2 separate regions of the Homo sapiens genome follow, and region 2 is linked to region 1. Evidence: read pairs that join two places in POLR2A ChIA-PET (ENCODE). Cell type or tissue: CD4-positive, alpha-beta T cell. All regions are shown on one strand. Each heading gives the region's core, and the rest is flanking DNA. Links, peaks and the distances in the headings are about the cores only. Region 1 overlaps TGFA (transforming growth factor alpha). Region 2 has its middle 85 kb from the start of TGFA-IT1.

Region 1 (4,000 bases), core at 1-4,000:
CCGAGGTCATCTCTTACCAAACATCTTTCTTCTAAGCATCTTCTGTCTTCTCTAAATGATTATTTTGTCTCCTTCCTCCTTCTTCCTTTTTATTGATAAAACATGAGGCAGTAACATGATTTTTCTTGTGCAGATTAAATCTAGATTCCTCAAGGCCAGTCTTCTATAACACTACAATTCTGTCTGTGAATAAAACACTAACAATAAAAATTGGTTAAGCTTTAACTGTGTTTATAGTGTTATGGGGTTTTAATTTTAAATGGTTGTGTTCAAACTCTAAAATGCTCACTTCATGAAATTCGAAAATTTATAAAAAAAAATAATTGCGTATAATTCGACCACTCTCTTACATCTCAGCTTCTTTCCTCTTGAATATAATCTTGATTGAAGGGCTTTTATCTAAGGACAAGCAAAATCATCTGTACAAAACTCAGAGGGAATAGGAAAGAGAGTCACATCTTTGTCATGGGACATAGTCCCAACTACAAATTCACTTCTATGTTTTTAAGACTGTTGAGCTTTGCCTTAAATTTACCTCTGTATTCTTCAGTTTCCTCACTTAAAATGAGGAGTATCCTTCTTCCACCCACACGGCATCTGCAAACTGCCGATGAAAAAAGGCACCTGTCAAAAGTTCTGAGGACATAAAATGTTCTAGAAAAACAATCATCCCAATAGCGCTTATATGTGCTCAGTGTAGAGGGTTTAAGGGGATTATGGTTCAAAGACTCAACAAGAGGAAGCATTTTTTCCTAAGGGTGGATTGAGAGTTTCCTGCCAACCACTTTACCTAACAATTTTGATATTTATAAGGAGAATAGAGGCACACAGAGACTGCAAAGGCAGGTAGCCCTGGGCTCTAACGGGGCTGTTCCTCCAACAAAGCCAGAACAGAATTCCCCATCCAGCAGGACTGGGCTCCAGTTCCCAGAGCCATTCACATTCTCGTTCAAAGCCAGCTGATGAAAGCCAAACATAAACCTCCTTGTTTACCTTGTGAATGGAACTTGGAAGTAAAGTATTTTCCAAATGCTGGTTGACACCAAGAGGATGTAATTACAATAAGGGGCTTTCTGGTTTGAAGAGATGAAAGAAGGAAATGATTTGTCTCTTTGAAATCAAATTATCACATATTAAAAGAAAAGGGGGAGGCTTAGCTTCCAGTCCTCAAAGCAAAATCGTGACCTGTAATTTTCTTAATTTTTTTTTTTTTTTTTTTTTTTTTTTGCTTAAAATTACTAAGACCAAGGTAGTAGGGATAGAAGAAGCAACCTGGGAGCTGGAGAAATGGGGTCATGAGGAGGAAGAGGAGCTTAGTGGCAGAGAGTGTGATCTTCGTCCAGTATATTTCCTGTCTATTTCCATTGCATTTTAATCCATAATGAATGTAGAATGGTGATTGGCAGGCTGCTTGTGGAGTCTCATACCTGCCTCTCTCCTCCTTGTGCCTTTTGGGGGAGGTAGTGGTCTTCCCAGGGGGAGTCGGGGTACAGGTAACAGGCCAAGTTGAAATATGTATGTCGTGCATCTTTGGATGGATACAGTCTCTGGTTTTAGCCTGCACTTAACATGATTCCACTGAGGTTTTATTTTAATTTCCCAAAGCCTCTTTGCTAATTAAAGCCATTTGCCTTGGGACTCTTAGCCCTTTTAATTCTAAAATGCCCCTAAATTTTCCTGGTAATTCCTGATTTGTTATTTTCCAAATGAGAGTCATCTTGAGTGTGTGGAAGATGCCCATAAGGACTTCTTAACTCTCAACTCTCTCTCACACACATCCACACACGCACCATGCCCTCTGAAGTGACAGTGTGCTGTATTAGAAAGGGCGAGAGCTTTAGAGGAAACCAACCATGAGTTCTGGTTTCCGCTCTGCCATTTGCTGACTTCGCATCATTGAACAACTTTAACCCCCCTCAGCTCCACTTTCTTCATCTGTAAGATGAGATAGTGAGGATTTCCTTGCAAGATTTTTGTGGGGATTAAATAGAATTCGCTCTATAAAATGCTGGGCATAGCACTTGCAGTAGGTGGACAATCCAATAGTAGCTGCTCCTAATAATAATGTCATCATCATCATAGTCCAACCTCAGAAAATTCTACATTGGGTTAAAAACTCTAAGACCAGGTACTTTAGATAAAATTGAAAGCTGGCAAAATACTTCTGTGTTCATGTTATCTGATTTTCTTCTCCCTGTTGGAAAATGAAAAGGTACCAAAATGATGCAAACTCTGCTTTTGCCTTCAAAGTAAGCATGATGAACCCCACTGGGGCTTCTCTGACTCTATCTTTTTTCCCAGTACACACACACACACACACACACACACACACACACACGGCTGCTGTGTTATCAATAACCAGTATCTTTGTAGGAAAGTAGAAACTAAATTGTGTGTTTCTTTACCAATATCTTTGTTTGAATTTGGTTCCATCACATCTGATGCCCCTTGGGTTTTTCCCAAAGGGAGAAATGGTCAGAGGGAATTAAAATGGCTCAGATGTTCCCTTAGGTTTCCCCTACAGCATCTTGTTTGAAGCTGCAAAAGCAATTCAGAAGTCCATCTTAGGCCTGCTCTGAGCTCCTGGACAAGAGCACTGTGTAGCCCAGAGGTTCCTGCCCTTAGTGGAAGGCCTGATAGCATCTCATGTTCCAGCCACCACCCTACTTCCAGCAGCTCCTCAATTAACCATCATCCCTGGACATGTAGAAATCTCTTTTGCATCTGTATTTTCAACCACTGCTCCCTTGTGAGAATAATAAGTTCCATATGTATAGTTCCCCACTCCTCCCCCAAATAAAGTAATACTTCCTCTTGTTTCTCCTGAAAGTGCCCCTTTCTGATTACTAGAAGATGTTCACTAGTTAAGTGTTCCCCTTCCTCACTGCCAGCGTGATTTGTGGGTTGGGATCATGTGCCTTCTCAGCATTTGTCTTTCTGGACTTGAATAGCATCCTAATTTTCTATAGCTCTTCAGTATCTCAATATCAGAGAAAACTGAGATCAAATTTCAGTTCTACTACATTCCAGCTATATGTCCATTGACAAGGTTATCTAAGCTTCAGTTTTGTTTTCTTATCTTAAAAATAGAGACTAATAATGCTAACCCCACAGGGTGCTTTTGATGTTTGGTGAGATAATATGGAGTCTCTGCCCTTCAGTGGGGATGGAGGGGTGGGTAGGATCTAAAGTCAGTGTATGATCAGGGAAAGTTAAAAAGCAAATAGGGTCAGATTTGGTCAATATTGGAAAAGATCACTGAAGAATTAGGAGATTTTTCAGGGATTATGTTATAGGAAAAATATGTTCTCTTTTAAGCATAGGAGTTCTCTCAGTAAATTGTGAATCTGGGGTTGGGGAATGATAGAGACAAAAATGGCCCTGCCCCACCCCACCCAGCTGAACAAGTGGAACAGCAAGAGAACTGTAGCACTATAGTTACCTTTCTCTCTTTCACTGCTTAACTACAACGAAGGCCCCTTCCCTCTTAAATGATGGTACTGCAGGCTAAACTCTGTTTTCAAATGGTTTTATATCCATCGTTTAAAAGATAGTGATCTTGGGTTTAATAATGAATGAGTTGCATAATTATATTTATCTCATCTCCACCATCCCACACACCCCCCTCTAAGACAGCAAAATTGAATTCCCCTCATTAGTTGGTAACACTTGAGATCAATTTCCTACTGTAAATGTGACAGGGATTCCCTTTCCGTAACTCTGCTGACATCCGCTGCTCATTTGAAAACCCTCTTGTTCTTCTGCCTGCACACACAGCCCCAGGAAATGCCCCTGTCGATCAGTTTCCTTGATAGGGCATTGCTCTCTCTGCAAAGGTCAGTAGCATTGCCACACTAGATGCTGACAGTGCCCTTCCTCTTCGGGATCATTCACAAAAAGTAAGAATTATTCTCACCTCCCCCCACCTGCCCAGGGGAGCAGGATCCCTGCTCACCAAGTCTCTCTGGGCAGCCACTGGGTTCTAGACCATTTACTTCTC
Region 2 (13,528 bases), core at 4,117-8,116, 78 kb after region 1:
AGAGGCTTCTCAACCAGTTCAAATTGTTACAAAGTTCAGCTGAAGACTTCCTTCTCCCTGTGGCATTTTCCCCGAAGGATCCCTGTGGTGCCAGGCAGAAATGGCCTGCTTGGGGACCCAGAGAGCTCCAAGGGCCTCTCCCACTGCTTCCTCTACCCCTGTATTTCGCTTGGCTCTCCAAACTGACTCAGCTCCAGGTAAGGCTGGAATCTTTTCCCGCAAACTAGACCTTCAGGTTCCCCAGTGGGGGTGTGTGTTTGGGGGTGGATGATCTCCCTTTCCCACTTCCACAGTTTGGGCACTCACGGTATTTGGGGTGTCTCCCGGGTCCTGCAGGAGCAATCCACTTCCTTCAGAGGGTCTGTGGGTCCTCTGGGATTCCTGATTTATTCCTGCAGTCATTCTGGAGCTAAAATTCATGATGCGACCCTCCACACAGTGTTCTGTCCATCCAAGTCAGAGCTGCAATCTAGTCCTGCCTCCTGTCTGCCATAATCTTGAGTATCTCTACTTCTACTTCTGTGGCACAGAAGGGCTCCCCAGCTCCTATTCCCTGAATCCTCCTCCTTCTCCCCTCTTTCTCTGTCTCTCTCCCTCAGTCTGTCGTCTTTAATTTTTTTTAATCAATGTTTTGTGGTTTTTAGTGTACAAGTCTTTCACCTCCTAAGTATTTTATTTTTTTCAGTGCAATTATAAATGGGAGTTTTCCTAATTTTCTTTCCAGATAGTTCATTATTACTTCACAGGTTTTTAAGGTAACTAAACAAAGAAAGAACAGGACAAAAAAAAAAAAACGCTTTTTAATTCTAGTTTTCATTCAAATGTGTTTATTGAGTACCTACCATGTAAAGTTACTGTTTTAGCACTGGAAATATAATGTTGAAAAAGTTAGGAAGGGTTTCTGCTCTCATGAGCTTATATTCCAGTAGAGGAAGCAGTCAATAAACAATAAATATAAGTGCTATGAGGAAAAAATAAAGCAGGATAAAAAGTTAGCCATAGGAATGGATGGCTTTTTAGATAGGATGGTCAGGGAAGGTCTCACTGATTGTTAACTCTTAAGACCCAAATAAGGTAAGGGAGGAGACATGAGACAATATGGGGGAAGTACATTCTAGACAGAAACAAACAGCCCATGCATAGATTCTGAGGCAGGAACATACTTGGATTTGAAGAGAATAAGAAGGCCAGTTGGTTAGAGTGCAGAGAAGAAAGAGATGAGGTCAGAGAGACTGGTGGGGTTGGATTAGAGACAGAAAGAGGCTAGAGGGCCCTCAGGTCTTTGACTCTTACCAGTATGGACCACCAGACCTGTGAGTGAGTAATGTTTCAAATTATTCTAGCCCCAGATCTCAAGCTGCTCTATAGAGATGAGCCTGCCCCACTGTGTCCTGTCTAAACTTCTGGCCCGCAGAATCTGCGAGCACAATAAATGGTTGTTTAACACCACTCGGTTTTGGAGTAATTTGTTAAGTGCCAAAATAACCAGAATAGAAGGGAGGGATAGTCTTTGCATCTCAAACTATAACTAGAGCCCACTGTTACAAGGGTGACTTTGCAAATATACGATTGAATCATGTGTGTTGATTTGATTGGTCCTTCTATCAGAGTTATGGGATTATCAGGAGATGCTGGATTCACTAGTAAAGACTTGGTTACCAACCCGGGTGGGATAGGTTCAATTAGTGGGCTATATGCTCTTCAGCTGAAAGGGGCTCTGGGTTTCCCCACTTATTTGTCACTGAGATTTCAAGTAAAATAAACTGGAGATGGCTACCCTGCCAGAGATGTTGGAAGAAGGCAGTCCTCTTACAAAGGGACTTCTTTATAAAAAGTCTCTTTGCTAAACTACAATTGGATTCATGTATTTAAAATTGTTCCTTCAGTCGATCAACTAGGAACCCACGATGTGCCCGATACGGGATTCTGTGTAGGGCATCTCTTTCCTGACCTCTATATGAATTTTAATATTTTCAGCTGTAAGAAATAGAAACCCCAATTTAAAATAACTTTAAACAATAGGGGAATTTAGTTCCTATAACAACTCCAGAGGAACACGGCTCCAGTGTTGGCTTCCTCAGTGGCTCAGCAATGTCAGCAAGGATCCAGGCTGCTTCCACTTTCCACTCAACCATCCTCAGTGTGTCCTGCCCAGACCAGCTCCCCTCGTACTCCCAACATGGCTGCTGCAATTCCAGGCATCAATACGCAGACATCAACACATACACAGGGCAACATCCAGAAGGAGAAAGGGACCATGTCTTATGTATCTAGTCCTTGATTTAAACAGTTCATGATTCACCCTATGGAACTGGACATGGGGCCCAGGCCCCTCTGAAGATAGAGGTGGACAGCAGGAAGCAGGATGTGGGCATCACCCAACAGTCTGCTCCAAACTCTAAGCCTGGTTAGAGAAGATCTCTCATTACTACCAAATAATCTCTCTCTGTAGTTAAAGTTTCTCCTTCTACTTCCTAAGGATGCCAAAAGGAATAGTTTTGTTTACAGGTCTTGCTACAGTGTCCTCGGCTCCTTGGAGAAAATACATGAGCTTAAAAAAAAAAAAAAACCTAAGCCTTATATTTTCTATCAATCACCTGCCCACGTGCACTTGAGCACCTTTTGCTCAGGATGAAGTTGACAGATAAATAAATAACATTCCTATCTTGATTGGCACTCCTTGTGGGTGAGAGCTGGTTTGTAGGCCATTGTCAATGGAGAACTGAGAGGGTCTGGGGAGGGGAACAGATGAGGAAGCATTTACCATCTATCAAGCTGTGAGGAATGGCTGCCACTCATCTCTCAGAGCAGGGATCTGCCAGGTCAAATCCAGCTTAATCACTTGTACGATGCATAAGCTAAGAATGGTTTTTAAATATTTTTTAATGGCTGAGAAAATAAGACTATTCATGACGTGAAGATTATTTGAAATTCAAGTTTCCGTGTCCATAAATGGAATATTTTGGAACATAGCCATGCTCATTCATTTACTTCTTGTCTATGGCTGCCTTTTACTTACTTACTTACTTACTTATTTATTTATTTATTTATTTATTCATTTAATACAGGATCTTGCTCTGTGGTCCAGGCTAGAGTGCAGTGACGCAATCTCGGCTCACTGCAACCTCTGCCTCCCAGGCTCAGGTGATCCTCCCACCTCAGCTTCCCAAGTAGCTGGGACTACAGACACATGTCACCACATCTGGCTAATTTCTGTATTTTTTGTAGAGACAGGGTTTCGCCACGTTGCCCAGGCTGGTCTTAAACTCCCGGGCTCAAGCGATTTGCCCTCCTCAGCCTCCCAAAATGTTGGGATTACAGGCGTGAGCCACCGCACCCAACCCTATGGCTGCTTTCACACTTGAACAGCTGCATTAAATAGTTGTAACACAGACTGAATGGCCCATGAACCCTAACATATTTACAATTTGGCCCTCCACAGAAAGCATGCTGACCCCTGCCTTGGAACAAAGTCCCTGACAGGGTCCCCAGGCATTGAGTAGGGCTGTGCCTGGAGCCTCCAGAGATACCAGCCCTCAGCCCATCTGCAGACCAGCCTCTTCCCAACTGAGTGGGATAGGAACCCCCGATGCTGTCTCATCCATTTAGCACAGGGGTCCTTAGACCTGAGTGCACATTAGAATCACCTAGGGAGCTTTGAAAAAATCCCATGCTTGGTTTCCACCCAGCACACTTTTTCTGTGGAGGGCCAAATTGTAAATATGTTAGGGTTCATGGGCCATTCAATCTGTGTCACAACTATTTAATGCGGCTGTTCAAGTGTGAAAGCAGCCATAGGGTTGGGTGCAGTAGCTCATGCCTGTAATCCCAACATTTTGGGAGGCTGAGGAGGGCAAATTGCTTGAGCACAGGAGTTCAAGACCAGCCTGCGCAATGTGGCAAAACCAATTAAAATCTCTGGGGATGGGCCCAGGCATCTGTCTCTTTCAGAAGCCCCCCAGGTGATGGCAAAGTGCAGTCAAGCTTGAGAACCGCTGCTAGATGCTTGTTGCCAATGTCAAGCCTGGTTTCTGGAGCTTTTTCTAAGCAAACACCATCACCCACCCTCAGGCAAGTGTTTTGGGGACAGCCCATCAGCACCACGCTAAGGTGGAGCTGGGCAAGAAGACATGGGAGAAGCAAGCTGTGGTTAACCCCTACCTTTCATTTGTACAGGTGTGCAGCCAAATGACCTCACCTGTGTACAGATGAGTTCCTGAGGTTTCCCAGGCTGGGGAGTCCTTGCCACCAGGGTTCTTCTTGTATCTCTTGCCAATTCTCAGCAGAGAAAACACAGTGTCTCACCCTAGCTGCCACTCATGAGTTTATTTTCCTTCACCTAAGAGGAGGCAAACAAAAGCCTGGTCATTGTCCAACCCAGGGACAGTTTAGTTGCATATCTTTCTCAATGGCACCAGAAACCTCTCTCTTCCTTGGCATGTAGTTGGAGAAGAAGAGCCACATATAGCACCCTCTTTCCTTTATTCACTCGCACAACAGATACCTACTGAGCACCACCTACTTACTAAGCCCTGTAGATTTTCAGAGTACAATAGTGAATAAGAGCCCCCAAAAGCTCATGGACTAGGAGAAGCCAACTTAGCCCACTCTTCTGCAGTGCTGAAGGGCTGCATCCAAGGGACATCTGCAGACTGAGTGAGGAAATGACTCTCCTTGTCAGGGGAAGAAAGGCATTTCATGCCAAGGATAGAGCATTTGCAAAAATACAGTGGCTGGAAGAAGTAGACATGGATCTGACTGGATCTGGGGCAGAGGGCTATCGGGTGGGCAGGAGTTGAGGCTGGAGATGAAAACTGGAGGCAGCATGAGAACAGCAGTCTGGCCAGGACCAGAGGAAACCATGGGAGCTTTTCTGGAGAGGAGTGAGCGAGGTTCAGAAGGAAGGAACCCCCGGCTGGATGTGCTGGATTCTGGAGAACAGAGGAACAGCCCCCATGTCCAACACTCTGTCCATTGCTCAGGATAAGATGCAACAAGCTCCCAAACTACTGCCATGGGAGTGGGGAGAGAGAGGAGCCAGATACAAGAAGTATCTCAGAAATACATTCAGTAGGACGTAGAGATCAATTTAAAGGGTGGTGCCAGAGAGTCCCTGCCACAGCTACCCAAGTCCCTCCCCAGCTGCCCAAGGTTCCAACCTCTCCTGTCCCCTGCTGGCTTTGCTCTCATCCCCAGCCAGAGCCAGTGAGAGAGAACACCAGGAAGGGAAAGAATGCTATTGGGGGATTTTCTTCTGTTTCTGTTTGTGTTCCTTTTTAACACCTGTTGTTAAGCCTCCCAAAAGTTCCCCTGGCTATTCTTCAAAATGGATTTTTTTGAAACGGCTCAGTGGGCTTCCCTTACAGACCATGATTACATTGCCAAAGCTCAGTGTTGCTCTCTGGTTATGCCCATGAGCTCTGGCATCAGAAAGGTCTGGATTTGAGCCCTAAAAAAAACACTAGCTGAAAAACCTGATCAAGTCATATAACCTCTCTAACCCCCAGACTCCCCATCTGTCAAATGGGTAAAGCAGTACCTGCCTCTTGAGGGTGTAGTGAGGATTAAATGAGATAGTAAAATAAAGACTTTAGCACCGACCCTAGCACATAAACTGCTTGGTAGATAGAGGCTGAGGTGGGAGGATCACTTGAGCCCAGAAGGTCAAGTTTGCAGTGGAGCCATGTTCACGCCACTGTACTGCAGCCTGGGCAACAGAGTGAGACCCTGTCTCTAAAATAAATATTAATAATAAATAATCATGAGAGCCTAAGGTCAATGGATGGGCAGTCTCAAGGAGACCAGGGTGTTCTACAGTACGGGCTCTAAAGTGAGGAAGCAAGAAAAAGAGTAGCTCATTCTCAAAGAAGGTGAGAGCAGTTGCTTGTGATAACACAATCTGTGGTGTAACCAAGAGAGTGGAAAGCTGAGCTGGATTGAAAGAGATTTTTGGAGGTTCAAAGGTTAAGGAACAACAAAGCCAGGGTGTTGGATGGATCATGCCATTAGATTTTGTTGCCAATGATGACAAAGGCAGAGATGGAGAGGAAGACAGTGCTAAAGTTGTTAGTAAGGGAAGGAAATCTCAGCCATGAGGAGGGGAAACAGATGGGATGGCAAGATAGCCCAAACCTCAGAGAAGTTGGTTTTAGTTGTTCATTGATTAAAAGGTTGATTTTTGTCTATTCAAAGGAGGAATGAGGAGAAATGGTTTAGAAACAGGAAATGTAAGGAAAATACCTACCATAATTCTTTGCTTATCAAAATTTAAGCTGTCATCTTTGAAAAGATTTCCCAAAACACTGCTAGGAGATACCCCAAAATGTTAATAGGGTTGTATAAATGTATATTTTCTGGTCATCTATTGACGTATAACCAACCACCCTAAAACTTAGTAGCCTAAGACATTAATTTTTCTCATGAATCTGCAACTTTGGCCAAGTTCAGCAGGGACAATTCATCTCCGCTCCACTCTGTGTCTGCTGGGGTGATCTGAAGGCTCGTTCATTCACATCTGACGGTTGATGCTGGCTGAGCCTTTAGCTGAGGCTGTGACCAAAGGACCTAAGTGCAACTTCATCTTGTGGCAACTTGGCTTCCTCACAGAATCGTGGCTGTGTTCCCGGAGTGAGTGTCTCAAGAGAACCAGGCAGAAGCTATATCAGCTTTCATGACTTAGCCTTGGTAATCATGTGGCCTCATTCTCCTTTAGTCACAGGTTCACCCAGATTCAAGGAGGCAGAGCAGAGACCCCACCTTTCAATGAAGGAGTGTCAAGTTCACATTGTGAGGAAAGCTTGCAATGTGAGATGGAATGTTGATGCAGCTATCTTTGGAAAATACAATCTATCATAGTGACTTTCATTTTATTCCTCTTTTACCTTATGGGATGGTGCCCAGTGAGTTCAAACTTTAGCCATTTGATTTTTTTTTTTTTTTTTTTTTTGAGACAGTCTCACTGTGAGACTCAGGCTGGAGTGCAGTGGTGTGATCTCAGCTCACTGGAACCTCCGCCTCCCAGGTTCAAGCGATTCTCCTGCCTCAGCCTCCGAAGTAGCTGGGATTACAGGTGTGCACCACCACACCCAGCTAATTTTTTTGCATTTTTAGTAGAGACAGGGTTTCACCATATTGGCCAGGCTGGTCTCGAATTCCTGACCTCAAGTGATCCGCCTGCCTCGGCCTCCCAAAGTGCCAGGATTACAGGCATGAGCCACCGCACCCAGCCTAGGCATTTGATTTTGAACCACCAGCCTGATCATTAAAAGGTTATCAGTCTTTCCTGTTTAAATGGAAATACTAAGAAATCTTTGAACAGACTTTCATTTGGGGAAGAATCACTTGAGTGGCCCCTTTCAGTTATGTTGATATAAAGCAAGAAAGCACACATGGTTCTGGAAAGACAAAGGACAAAAATTGTATCTTTTTGTTTGATTAATTTTTTGCTTGGCAAAGTCCTGGGCTCAATGCTATAAGCAGATAGAATTAGGCTGCCTCTCCCCAACACTCATTAATCAAAGGAACTTAAAAGTTATTGGGGAATAAGCAGGCAAATTTGCCAAAAGCACAAGGAGCTTTCTGGGAGGAAGAGGATCAATATCTTGACCTTTTCCCTTTAACATTCAAAGTTATCATAATAGGTTTAATTAATTGTAGGTATTTTGTAGAATGCACCTCCATTGAGGTTTGTCTTATGTTTTTCTTATGATTAGACTGGAGTTATGTGGTTTGGGGAGGAAGACCCCAGAGGTAACATCCCATTCTCATCCCATCATGTTAAAGGTACACACTATCAACATGACTTATCACTGTTGATGTTGACCTTGGTCACCTGCTCAAGGAGTGTTTGTCAGGTTCCTCCACCATAAAGCTACTCTTCCCCCACCTGCCCACCTTCTCATACAGTACACTTTGGACAAAAGTCACTATGCAAAGCTCATACTTAAGGAGCAAGGAGTGTGGTAGACTGCCTAATAGGCCCTAAATATGTCCACATGCTAATCCCCAGAATCTGTGAATGACACCTTATATGTCAAAAGTGATTTTATAGTTGCGATTAAATTGAGGATTTCACCATATAGAGATTATCCTGGATTATCAGAATGGGCCCTAATTGTAATTGCGAGTGTTCTTGTAAGAGAGAGGCAGAACAGGAAAAGAAACTATCATCAGAGTGAACAAACAACTTACAGAATGGGAGAATATGTTTGCAATCTATCCATCTGACAAAGATCTAATATCCAGAGTCTGCAAGGAACTTGAACAAATTTATAAGAAAACAACCCCATTAAAAAGTGGACAAAGGATATGAACAGACACTTCTCAAAAGAAGACATTCATGTGGCCAACAAACATATGAAAAAAAGCTAATCATCACTGATCACTAGAGAAATGCAAATCAAAACCACAATGAGCTACCATTTTATACCAGTCATAATGGTGATTATTAATAAGAAACAACAGATGCCAATGAGGTTGCAGAGAAAAAGAATGCTTTTACATTGTTAGTGGGAATGTAAATTAGTTCCACCATTGTGGAAGATAGTGTGGCAATTCCTCAAAGATCTAGAAACAAACACAGTTTGACCCAGCAATCCCATTACTGGGTATATGCCCAAAGGAATATAAATCATTCTGTTATAAAGATACAAGTCCACGTATGTTCATTATAGCACTATTCGCAATAACGAAGACGTGGAACCAACCCAAATGTCCATCAATGATAGACTGGATAAAGAAAATGTGGTACATATACACCATGGAATACTATACAGCCATAAAAAAGTAATGAGATCATGTCCTTTGCAGGGACATGAATGGAGCTGGAAGCCATTATCCTCAGCAAACTAACGCAAGAACTGAAAACCAAACACCACATGTTTCCTATTAAAAGTAGGAGCTGAATGATGAGAACACATGGACACATGGTGGGGACAGGGAACAACACACACTGGGGCCTGTCAGGGAGGGCAGGGGGAAGGGAGAGCATCAGGAAGAATAGCTAATGGATGCTGGGCTCAATACCTAGGTAACAGGTTGATCTGTGCAGCAAACCACCATGGCACACATTTACCTATGTAACAAACCTGTACATCCTGCACATGTACCCCAGAACTTAAAAGTTGAAGAAGAGGAGGAAGCCAGAGGGAGATTGACCCAGAAGAAGGGAAAAGCAATGTGATCCCAGAGGCAGAGAGTGGAGAAATGCGGCCAGCAATCAGGAGAAACTGGAGGAGGCAAGGAGACCCCAGAGACTCCAGAGAGAGCACAGACCCACTGACACCTTGATTTTAGTTCAGTGATACTGATGGCAGATTTCTGGCCCCTATAACTGTGAAAATAGATCTTTGTCAAAAATCGCCGAGTGTGGCAATTTGTTATAGCAGCCACAAGAAGCTAATGTGGAGAGTTATGTTCTACCTCCTTGAGGGTGCAGTGTCTATATAAATAATTTGAAATTCTTCTGCATTGGAGATTTGCCTCTTTGCCCACTTTGTTATTTATTCATTTATTTACAAAAATATATGAACTCATAAATATTTATACTTTGTGTTATAATCCATTACTGCTTTATTTTGTTCTCCACATTCTTTTGAGAGACACATGTCTTTCTCTTTGCAGGTAACCTACTACATCCACAGGTGCCTTGGGCAGGGCACATGAGAAGGTTCTAGAGATTAAATGGAGATTTAGAAGATGAGTTTGTCCACACCCAAGACAGTGACCTGCAGGCTGGGTGTGCAGATTTTGAAACAGAAACAGAGTAATAAACTTTCCATTAAAGCAAAAATGCAAAGGACAGTGTTACATGCACACATAAAATGGATTTTGCACACAAGTGACTAAATGGATAAATAATATCTCTAAAATATGCATCAAGTCTTCTCAGTAGTATAAGTTAACAAAATATCTTAGTTTATTCAGGCTGCTATAACAAAATACCTTAGACTGGGCAATTTATAAACAACAGAAATTTATTGCTCATGGTTCTGGAGGCTGGGAAGTCCAAGATCAAGGAGTCAGCAGATTTAGGTGGAAGGGAAAATCAAGCTCCCTCAAGCCTCTTTAACAAGAGACCCTAATCACACTCATGACAGCAGAGCCCTCATGACCTCATCATCTCCTAAAAGCCCCACCTCTTAATACTTGCAATGGAGATTAGGTTTCAACATATGGATTTTGGGGAGGACACAAACGTTCAGATCATAGCAACGTGGAATTTATAAGAATAAAAACTTAGTTTGGGTCTTGGTTGATGTCACTGATGGATTTTAGTCACCCTGAACTAACAAAAAACAGCAGCTATAGTCTATTTTCTTCAGAAAAACCTCAAAGCAAAGCGACTCCACACCTGTATGTCATTCTCACTCAAAAAATTTTCTGTTCCTTGCTGACAAGGTTTTCCTTGTTTCGAACAGAAGTCTCTTCAGCTTTAATTTCTATTTTCAGTCATCCAGAGATAGAACGAATATGTGTTTCCAAAAAAGTTTTAATGCCAAATTGGGTTGGGGACAAGGAGGGCTGCAAAGGCCATGGTACTTGAGGGAACAGTGAGAGGAAAGGGCCCTGGTCTAAGTGCTAGATACACAGGCCTTAGATTTCCTTCATGTGCCATTACTTTGCTGTGAACAAGATTGTTAATTTAAGAACATATTTCTCAAAGAAGGGAGAGATCACAGCCCAGTCTCCAGGAGTTAAAAGGGTAGTCTTTGGCATAGGACAGACCCGGGTTTTCGTTTTGGCTGTACCTCTTACCAGTTGTGAGATGTTGGGCAAGTTATCTCCCTGGGGCTCATTTTTCTCATCTGTAAAATAAAGACCATATCTATGTCATAGGTCATGTGAAGAGTATATGGAATCATGTTGACAGAACATGGCAAGCCCTGAACTGACCTTAACTAGACCTGGCAGTATATTAGGGTCCAATCCCCACCCTCTTCTCCCCTTCCCCCACTGCACAGGTGGGTTCCTGAATTGTTCTTGCTGCCTTAAATTAGTACAGCCCCAAACTGCAACCTGTAATCTTCCCTCTGACACTGAACAAAGGCCTTCAGGCCAAAAACTCATCCTCTGCCTTGGGTTTCTGAGTATACCCTTGATGAGGCTAAAAGTGGGCCCCAACCCACCTTGTTTAGCATACACTAACCCTGACTCCTTGCCTAGCATGCACTAGCACTGACTCCTTGCCTAGCATGCACTAGCCCTGGCTCCTTGCCTAGCATGCTTTAGCACTGACTCCTTATCTAGCATGCACTAGCCCTGACTCCTTGCCTAGCATGCACTAGCCCTGACTCCTTATGTAGCATGCACTAGCGCTGACCCCTTGTCTAGGATGCAGTAGCCCTGACCCCTTGTCTAGCATGCACTAGCCCTGACTCCTTGTCTAGCAGGTACTAGCTCTGACTCTTTGTCTAGCATGTACTAGCCCTGATTCCTTGTCTTGCATGTACTAGCTCTGACTCTTTGTCTAGCATGCACTAGCCCTGACTCCTTGTCTAGCATGCTGTAGCTCAGACTCTTCGTCTAGCATGTACTAGCCCTGACTCTTTGTCTAGCACGCTCTAGCCTTGACTCCTTGCCTAGCATACACTAGCCCTGACTCCTTGTCTAACATGTTCTCGCTCTCACTCCTCACCTAGTATTCACTAGCCCCCTCTCTGGGACCTGGTACATTCTACCTTAACCCTCTCCTGCTGGCTATAACCCTGCTTTGCCTCCCACACACATCTCTAGAACTAGGGCCTCACTCAGAACCTCCTATTGCCTCACCTCAGTCACTAGCCACAACTCTAAAGATGCTGGCATAACCTTGCCCAAACTGAAGGTCACTGTGTCCTCTAAGATTCTAACATCCAAATGCCACTACCTCTTGGTCCCTGTAGCCCTAGCTCACCCTCTAGCTGGCTCCTCCTCTGCTGATAGCCTGCTTGCTTCACACCTGAGGCACTGAAGGTAGCCTTTATCTTGTTTTACCTTCCACAGCAACTTTTGAATTGCCCCATTTCACAGATGAGAAAACTGAGCCCCAGAGATATTTGGTAATTTGCCCAATGTTCATGACTAATAACCTCCAGAGAACTTGGGGCCCCCTGACCTCTAATTCAGGTTCCACTCAGCTTCCTGTGTCACAGATCCAAACATCAGAAGAGCCAGCTCCCTAATTTGCACTTTGGATGGCAGTGAATTAAACTTTAAAGACTTGGCAGGTAGTGCTGTTCCTGACTCCCAGGCATTTGGCAGTGGTTGGTATATGTTTCCAGAGATACATTTCTACATGAAGGAAAAAAAGAGGGAACATATTTCTGTTTGACTAATAAACATCCAATCCCAAGGGCTCTACAAAATTTTAAGCCCTCAAATGGCACAGAGACCTGCCCAGTGAAAGACAAGGAAGTATTGAGTCGGGCAGAAACATCTGATTTTATTTGCAAAGGGGCCGTTTGGGATATAAGTGCTGTTAACATGATCCCAGGAGGAGGGAAACAGAATTTTCCAAGGCTCTCCCACAGTCAGTGAACTCTGTCTCTCAGAGGACATGGGGCCTTGGTGTCTGACCAGCCAGAAGCTTAGCCCACAAGTCTTGTGTGTGCACAGGTAGGCACAATAGAATCAGCCCTGGTGGCCTTGAAATGACATTCAACGTTATCAGGAGGAAAAGACTCCAACACATCAGTCTGAAAACAAGATGTCTCAGCCCTCATCACCATTGGAAATGACCTTGTTAATTAAATTGTTTATGTATATTCCATGGGGTCAAGGATGTTGCCTATTCACTGCTGGGTCCCCAGCTCCTAAAAGTGTCTGACATACAGCAGGAGATCAGTAAACATTCTTTGAGTGCACATATTATAGTTTCCATCTTGGACCTTCTTTGTTAGACACCAGCAAGACAAAAGGTACTGTGCTTTCATGGTCCTGGGGTGGGGTAAGCCAGGTCGCCAGCCCTAGTCTGCTGCCCAGGGGTCAGAGGTTATTGCCTGGTATGACCAGGATAGGGGAGGTCAAGGGCATCTATCCTAGTTATACCTTTGTTTATTTGTTTTAAATAACAAGTATTATCATGAATTTCTTTGCCAAAAGGCCCATCTCATTAAACCTACCAAATATCCTCCCTATCCAAAACTTAGTTGTAATTAATAATGATTACTATTGGCTATCATTTACTGATTGATCACCATGTGCTATGTATATATTATCTTATCAAGTTCTTAAAGCATCTCAGATTTGTATTATCCCTATTTTACTGATGAAGAAACTGAGGCTTGTAGAAGCTAAGCAATTTGGTCTAGGTTATACAGCTGTTAAGCAAGGGATACAAGCTGTGGACTTGAACCAAGTCTATTCAAAGCCCCTGACCTTCGCCACTATGCTATACTGCCTCTCACAAGGTCATAAAATTAGTAAATTGCTTGTTTTTTTCTCTTAAGTCAAAATTTCACAAGGAAAACCATCCAGCCCAGATTCTCCTATCAGACTTGGATTATTCAGTTACCTCCTGGAAAGCAGCAAAACTGCCTTTCTGAGCTGA

What was found. ChIA-PET counts read pairs that join two places held together with the same protein. Peaks named below come from ENCODE experiments on the same cell type or tissue, not always from the same donor. Only the 100,000 strongest peaks of a DNase experiment are listed, where the experiment ranks them.
Region 2: POLR2A ChIA-PET joins it to region 1 with 5 read pairs; 2 of 35 experiments call an interaction of 5 or more read pairs at or near these places.

The regions. Positions count from the first base shown.
Region 1 is chr2:70,473,308-70,477,307 of GRCh38, reverse strand. All of the region lies in intron 2 of TGFA (transforming growth factor alpha), which reads left to right. All of the region lies in intron 1 of TGFA-IT1 (TGFA intronic transcript 1), which reads left to right. Among named protein-coding and RNA genes, the nearest start is that of TGFA-IT1, 6.3 kb to the left of the region's middle. In CD4-positive, alpha-beta T cell, for the core only: no CTCF peak of the experiment used is centred there; a DNase peak (open chromatin) is centred at 1,837.
Region 2 is chr2:70,389,915-70,403,442 of GRCh38, reverse strand. No RefSeq gene overlaps it. Among named protein-coding and RNA genes, the nearest start is that of TGFA-IT1, 85 kb to the left of the region's middle. In CD4-positive, alpha-beta T cell, for the core only: no CTCF peak of the experiment used is centred there; no DNase peak of the experiment used is centred there; H3K27me3 peaks cover 587 bases.